Regions from separate parts of the Homo sapiens genome. Here region 1 is linked to region 2. Evidence: chromatin contacts called from ENCODE Hi-C or POLR2A ChIA-PET data. All regions are on one chromosome and are shown on one strand. The core of a region is the stretch at or near the end of the contact, and the rest is flanking DNA. Distances in the headings are between cores, read along the strand shown.

Evidence for each region. Hi-C counts contacts between places; a loop is a spot of excess contacts on that map. ChIA-PET counts read pairs that join two places held with the same protein, here RNA polymerase II (POLR2A). Pooled maps may share reads with other maps.
Region 1: a pooled map shows a loop between it and region 2 (2.2-fold over the local background). The contact joins the enhancer-like site here to the promoter of MKNK2 in region 2. A Hi-C loop is called at or near these places in 1 of 37 single-sample maps with no recorded cell type and 2 of 50 pooled maps. POLR2A ChIA-PET finds 5 or more read pairs at or near these places in 2 of 52 experiments (H1 and WTC11).

What each region holds. Positions count from the first base shown.
Region 1 is chr19:3,670,459-3,673,852 of GRCh38, reverse strand. All of the region lies in intron 1 of PIP5K1C (phosphatidylinositol-4-phosphate 5-kinase type 1 gamma), which reads left to right. Among named protein-coding and RNA genes, the nearest start is that of PIP5K1C, 28 kb to the left of the region's middle. RefSeq lists enhancers at 1-86, 1,023-1,698. Within about 2 kb of position 2,031, at least 19 of the 41 ENCODE cell types and tissues checked have a DNase peak (open chromatin) inside an H3K27ac peak, as active enhancers do.
Region 2 is chr19:2,048,935-2,052,493 of GRCh38, reverse strand. MKNK2 (MAPK interacting serine/threonine kinase 2) reads left to right here and starts at 1,250. Exons shown (of 14, transcript NM_199054.3): 1 at 1,250-1,398; 2 at 1,547-1,693. The coding sequence starts at 1,643. RefSeq lists silencers at 1,076-1,615, 2,346-2,535 and enhancers at 2,106-2,165, 2,342-2,998.

The sequences.
Region 1 (3,394 bases), core at 782-3,281, 1.6 Mb before region 2:
TCGGCCCTGCCGCCTCCGGGTCCCCACCCCAGCCTGTGTCGTGGAGTGCCGCTGCCCAGCCTGGCCGTCCTGGCAGGTCCTCAGAGGGGCCTGTGGTCCCCATGGTCGGAGGCCTGCACGGCGGGAGGCCAGAGGATGGGTTGTTCCAGCGAATGAGGGAGGTGACCGTGAGCTCTGGCCCGGGGTTGCTTCCTGCTTGTGGGATCGCAGGACCCCGTGCCTGGGCCGTCCTCACACACCCGGGTTGCTGTGTCACGGCGAGCCTGCACCTGTCCTGGGGTGCCCAGCAGTTGCCCTCTGGGCAGCGGCCCCACCCAGGGGTGCAGGCCCCCTGTGCTACTCTGACACACCTGGGTCCCACTGCCGCCCCTTTCTCACTGGCCTTCCCTTGCTGCCCTCAGAGCTTTGCCAGAGTCTGTGAGCAGGTGACAGAGCAGGCCTGGGACCCCTGTTGTGGGGATGACAACAGCCATGTATCAGGTGGTGCCGTGTGCCGGGCAGTGAGGAGGGGATCGTTTGGTGCAGGTTGGCTGGAGGAGGCCTCTGAGGGGTGATGTTCAAGCCAGGTCTGGGGTGAAACAGGAACAAACCGTGAGGGAATCTTGGGACTGGCAGGCCAGGCAGAGGCACCGCTCGTGCAAAGGCCATGACACAGGGTGGCGCTGGCGTGCTGGAGGGACAGCGAGGGCCCGTGTGGCTGGAGCAGAGGGAGGAGCAGAGGGCAGGGAGGGGGCCACACAGGGTCTGGTGGGGTGACAGGGCCTGGTCTTCACCCTGCAGGGTTGCAGTGAGGCCTGGGGAGACCCTTGTCTGCGGTGGGGGCGGGGTGGGTGGGCCCCCTTTCGCAGAATCCCTCCCCTGCCGTGGGCTCTCCCCGGCCCCCCAGTCCCCAGCCCCCCAGTCCCCAGCTTCATCATCCTGGGCCTTCCAGGGCCCTGCCCACTCTCCCCCCGCCCCCACCGCCTCCAGGGCTGGGGCTTTCTCCTCCCAGCCATGGGGGTCTGGACCTTGGTTCTACAGGGATGAGGCCACCACTGTTCCTGTCCTGCCTGCTGTCACAGTGCCCTGCAGGTGCCCACAGGGGCTGAGGCACCTTCCACCCACCCTCGAGCTTGCCTCGCTGGGCCCTCTGCCCCACGGCGCCCTGTCGGTGAGCCCAGAATGTGCCCTGTTTCCTCTCACTGTGATGCCTCCCTCCCTCTGGCCACCTGTCCAGACCTCTCCGTCCCCATTCTTACTTTGGGTCTCACTGCAGAGCCAGCCTGACAATCTGCCTCCTCCCCCAGTTTAGTCATTCCCTGCCTCAGTGTCCATGTCAGACAGATGTGGAGAGGAAGCTCTGGCGGAGGCCTGTTGTGCAGAGAAAAGAGGAACGGGTATCTGTCAGTCCATGGGTCAGTCAACAAACACGCCCATGCTGTCAGCCCAGGGCAGGCCCCGTCCTGAGGGAGCCCCCAGGCTCAGCAGGAGGGACCAGGCTGGTCTGCAGGATGGGGCGGTGTCAGTGGGGTGGCAAAGGTGGCTGGTGTGGGACACAGTGTCCAGGGAGCACTGGCAGGGCCAGGGCGGAGACCAGGCGCAGGCCAGGGAACAGCTGGGTGCAGAGGCGGCCATGTGGCCCCGTGGAGAATGGCAGTGCCTCTAGGGCTCGAGCTGGCTTCAGCCGCACTTTATAGAGAGAGACTGAGGCTCAGAGAGAAGCCCTGGGCACACAGGGAGGTGGGGTGGCCGATGAGGTCACCGTGCAGCCAGCGATCAGAGCCGTGCACCGCAGGCCCGGGTCGCCACCACGTCCTGTGATGGGGCCAGGAGAGAGGGGCCCCAGCGGCAGAGCCCCCGCCTCGGGCCTGGCCAGCGGAAACTGCTCAGAGGGGCCACCTCCCGGCTCCGCAGCGCGGCTCGCCTTTCCTCCCCCGACTATTTTTAAAACCTAATTTCCTCGAAAACGGGGTGGCTCATTCAGCAGATAATTAGTCACGTCTCAGGCTGAGCAGAGCTCACCGTCATGACAGCCCCCTATGGGGGTCACGGCAGGCTCTGTGCCCTGAGCGGGCCTCATGGGGAGCGAGGATTGAGTGAAGATGGCGCTCACCTGCCCCCACCCCCTGGGCAGGCGGTGGCAGCAAGGCTGTGCTTTCTCCCCGTCCCCTCTCCTCCACAGGACACTCGGCTCTGGTCTCCCCTTGCTGCCCGTTCCTGCCTGCCCTGGGAGCCCCACATTTTCCCTGGGGTCCCCCAACCGAGTGCCTCCCCTCTCCGTCCTGCTCCACCTCCACCTCAGTGCTTCGGCCCCGGCCAGTCCCTTAACCCTACAGGCCCCCAGTGCAGGGACGTTCCCAGCAGGGCCCGAGCCGCCTGCCCCTCTCCTCTCCTCTCCCCGTTAGCCAGCTCAGGTGAGTCGGGCAGGTGAAGACGTGGAACCACAGAGGGAAACTGAGGCAGGGGGCCTACACCCAACACGGGTGACCCCGAGGTGCCTGGTGAGGTCAGCAGAGCTGGGTCTGGAGGGCCTCACTGCATCCACTGGGTCCCGGGGCCGTAGGGAGCCTGGGAGAGTCCGGGCAGGGGTGGACCCAAGCGCTGTGACCTCTCAGCATCGGGGCCACTGAGGAAAACAGCTGAGTCACCCAAGTGGGTGTGGGGGGGCCCCAGAGGGGTGGTTTCGCGAGTAGAGTCAGGACTGTGGGCAGGGAGGCCCCAGACAGGCCGAGCAGGGGGACGCCCGGGCCCCCGATGAGGTCTGGAACGTCCCGCCCCGGCCCACCGCTGGCTTCCTGCCCTCTCTTCTTTTCCTTCCCCCACACCCTGGACGTAAAACCGTGAATTGTTCTGCTCCCGGGCCGCCAACCCAAACATCACGTCAGCGTCCAGCACCTTCCGCCCCGCCGCGGCCCAGAGCAGGCCCTTTGTGGCCTGTCAGAGACCTGGGGGCGACTGGCCCTGTCCTCTGGAAGGACAGAGAAGCAGCCCGTCTTTCCCTTCACCGTGGCAGCCGGAATCCTGAGTCACCCCACTCCCTCCGTCCCCGTCCCCGCCCCTGCAGTGAGCACCATGGGTCTGTCCCCCAGATCCCTCCAGGGCCCACCCGCTGCCCACCCAGCCCTGCAGGGCATCCAGGTGGCCCGAGGGGAGGACCCTTCAGCTGTTCTTGCTGCCTTGAGAAGTACGCCCCCTCCCACCCAGGGCTGGGGTCCTCACTGGAGGGCTCCGTGTGAGGTCCTGGGCTGCCCAGACAAAGTCCCCGGGACTGGGGGGCTTGGAGCAGCAGGCCTTGAACAGGCGTTTGTTCTGGCTCAGCTCTGGAGGCCAGGAGCCTGAGGTCCAGGAGTGGGCAGGGCTCTGCCCTCCCGACCGACCTCGGAGAAGCTCCACACCCCTCTGCTCCTGGTGCCTC
Region 2 (3,559 bases), core at 1-2,500:
TGTTTGTGCGTGTATGTGTTCACACGCACACACACGCACCCACATGCACAATAAGGGGGGCTGGGGGACCTGGTTTTCTGTCCCCCCATTGCCAAGAGTCAGGGCAATGCCAGGTGCTGGGCTGGGTTCTGGCTGGGAATTCCCCACAGGCTTCCCCCCAATGCCCCGGGGGTGGCTGAGGCCAGGCCTCCCAGCCCCTGTGGCCTGAGAGCTGTGGCCTTGCAGGCAGGGGCCCTCCAGCTTCAGGTCAGTGGGGCTCCAGCCCCTCTTGAGCTCAGGGCCTGGTTGGGGGATGGTGGGATGGGCTGTGCGAAGCTTCTGGAAACCCCTGCAGAAGAGGAGACCACAGTCCACCCAGCAGGGGAACCCCCACTCCTTGTGTGCCCCAGGCCCGGGGCCTGGGGAGCACTTTGAACCAGGATGCTGTGGGATGGGGGACTGGCAGCTCAGGACAGGCTGATTCTATCTAAGCCTGGTTTGGGGCCCCAGCCAAAATGGGACTGTGTTTTACTTCCTGTCCTGGCGACCATCCACCCCTTGGGCTCTTTCCCAGTGGGTCTCAGGTCCCAGTTCTCCCTGAAATGCTATTCGAGGACAGAGGAAGGGTCCTTCACAGACCTCGGTCCCCACCCTCTACTCTGGTTCCTGCCAACCACAAAGCAAACTCGGGGAGCTCAGTGCTCCCCAGGCAGGGTGGCCCAGGGGAAGAAGAAAGTAGGTGGCGGTGGCTGGTCCCCCAGCACTAGAAGGGAGTGGCTGGGACTCCAAGCGTGCTGGTGGTGCACGAGGGGGACTGCTGGAGCCAGCACTGGAGAACTGCAAGAGGGAGCCATGGCAGGTTCTAGAGCGAGGGCATGAACCAAGGGAGTCGGGGTATACTAGGCCTGGGTTGACAGGCCAAGGGAGTTGCCCTGTGTGGGGCCAGGCGGTAGGACACGGCCCAGGGCCTCGCAGGTCCCACGGGCCCCGCGAGCCTCAGGCGGCAAAAACAGGCCAGCTCCGGGCGCGCCGCAGGGTCGCTGCCTAGGTTCCGCACCGAGACCCCCGTGCGCCGCACTGCGCAGGCGTGCGCTAGCCGTTTCGGACACGCCCCACCGCCGGAGCGCGCAGCCGCACTGGGTTCCCGGAGAGCGCCCTCTTCTGGCTCCGCCCACGTCGTGCGCAGGGGGTGAGGCCGGGCGGAGCCTGCGTCGGGGGCGGGGCCAGAGCAGGTCCGGGCCTATAAAGGTGGCGGCGGCGGCGACGCGCCCGGCTCCTCTCAGCGGCGGTGGCCCAGGTAGAGGGGTCCGCGCTGGCGGCGGCGGCGGCGCTGTTCCCCGCGCGGTCCGCGGAGCGGGGTCCGGGCTGCGCGACGTGGGGCGGCGGCGGCACTGCGGCCCCGGCCCAAGCCCGACCCCGGTGAGTGCGAACCCCAGGGCGGCCCCGAGGACACCGACCCGGTAGCGGGAAACGGGCCCCGCGGAGCCCTCGCCGCCCCCGCCCGGTCCGCGCTCCTGGCAGGCCGGGCTCCGCTCACCGCCCTCCCTTTGTCTGCTCCCGCCCGCAGGGTCCCCTCCTCGGCCGCCCCCCGCCCGGCCGCCCGCCCTCGGGCCTCCCCCCGGGCCCTCGGTCCCCTCCCCCGCTGGCGGGGCCCGGACAGAAGATGGTGCAGAAGAAACCAGCCGAACTTCAGGGTTTCCACCGTTCGTTCAAGGTGAGGCCCGGGGTCGGTTTGGGGGCGCTCCGGGCTGGACCACCGGAATGGCCGGCGTGGGGGGCGCGGGGCCCGCCCCTAAGATCGGCTCCCGGGGCTCGTGCCTGGCCCCCGCCCTACACCCGGGGCTGCCCGGGCCGGCCGTGCGCTGAAGCGGGGTCGGTGTGCGAGGATGGGGGTTCAGCAGGCCACAGTCCTCTCTCCAGCCATGGCCGCCGGGTCCTTCCTCCAGGACCCCCAAGTGAGGCTGGGAGCAGGAGCCCCCTCCGGGTCAGGGCACCAGGCTGTGTGTCCCCTGCAAGCCCCCGCCGGGTATGTTCTGGGGGGTCAGCAGGCTGCAGTCCTGTCCCAGTCGCTGCATGTGGCTTATGGGGGGTGTCCCCTGCAAGCTCCAGCTGGTTGTGCCCTGGTGGGGACGGGTCAGCGGGCCACAGTCCCATTCCCACCTCCATGTGGCTTCTGGGGACTTTCTTTCAGAATCCCCAGGCCGGGCTGGTCAGGTGCACCCACCCCCAGGGGGCCTGTGCCGTGGGGGAGGGGATGGGATGTCCCCTCAGCCCTGCACTTCGCAGACACCCCAGGCCCAAGTGCTGTTTCCTGTCGGAGCGGGAAGTTTCTGCGCAGCCCGGGTGGTGACTGCTGTTGAGTGCTGGTTTCAGATGAGCAAATCTTGGGGGGGAAGGGGAGGGCAGGTGCTGGGCAGGGGCCCCGCAGGACCTGGCCCAGGGGACGCAGTGATGTCAGCCGGCCCGCCCCACCCCTCAGGCCGGGGTTATGTAATCGCTTCACTGGGCTTCCTTGGGCAGGGACCTGTTGCCCGGTAGGGAAGGCAGGACTGGAGAGAGGAAGAGAGAGTGTGAGTGTATGTGTGTGTGTTTGTGTGTGTGTGTGTCTCTGTCTTGTGTGTACACACAACGCGGTGCTCCAGGGTGGGAGGAGCAAAGAGAGACTGGGAAGAATTCCCAGGTCTGTCCAGCCAGTGCCCCAGGGCAGCACTCCACCCCTGCCACCCCTGCCCAGTTTTCCCCTAGGGCAGCAGGCCTGGCACCATCAGAGTGTCAGGGGCTGGGCGGGAAAGAGGAGGACCTGACAGTGGTCTTCTCCCTCCTAGGGCCAGGCATGAGCTGATACAGAGTCAGTGCATGGGGCCAGCCAGGCAGCTAAAGCACACTTGAACTTTCTAGATGGTTCCAGCCACCTCCTGCCAAGGCCTGCTGACTCGAGTCCCACAGCCAGACCTAGAACAGTGGGACCAGGACCGCCCACACTGCCCAGGATTGTGGGCCGGCCTCTGTGCATGGCCAGGGCAGCCTGGCTGGGAGCTGGGAAGGTGGGCGTCTTGGTGGAGGAGGGCCTGGCAGGCAGTCCTGGCTGTGAGGTGTTCCTCCAGGTGGCCGGGACCGGTTGCTCTAGGAATCTCCCCCCACAGCCCCCACCATGCACGGCTGCTCCCTGGATTGGGGCCACCTCTCCTGAAATACTCTCCTTGCCTCCAGCAGGCAGCAGCCCAGCAGGGAGGCACGTCTGTGGGTGCCTTGGGTTTCTTTCCGTTCGCAGATGGGAAAGTGAGGCTCTGAGACTGCAGGCGCGTGTGCCTGGGGCTCCCCTGTACACGGGCGAGGAGGCCGCGGAGTCTCGTGGTGCCTGGCCCCTCCGCTGTGGTGGCTGCGGCCGTCCATCTGTAGCTTTGCTGAGTTGGAGGCTGTGGCTGGCACAGGGGAACGGTGGCCAGACAGGGCCAGGAGCTCACGCTGGGCTCTGTGGCCCCTTAGGTCATTTCACTCTCGTGAGCTCCCACGAGTTGGGGGCAGCTGCCTCCCGTCTCACCGCTGACAGACCCCAGGGTGAGGTCACTAGGCCAAGGTC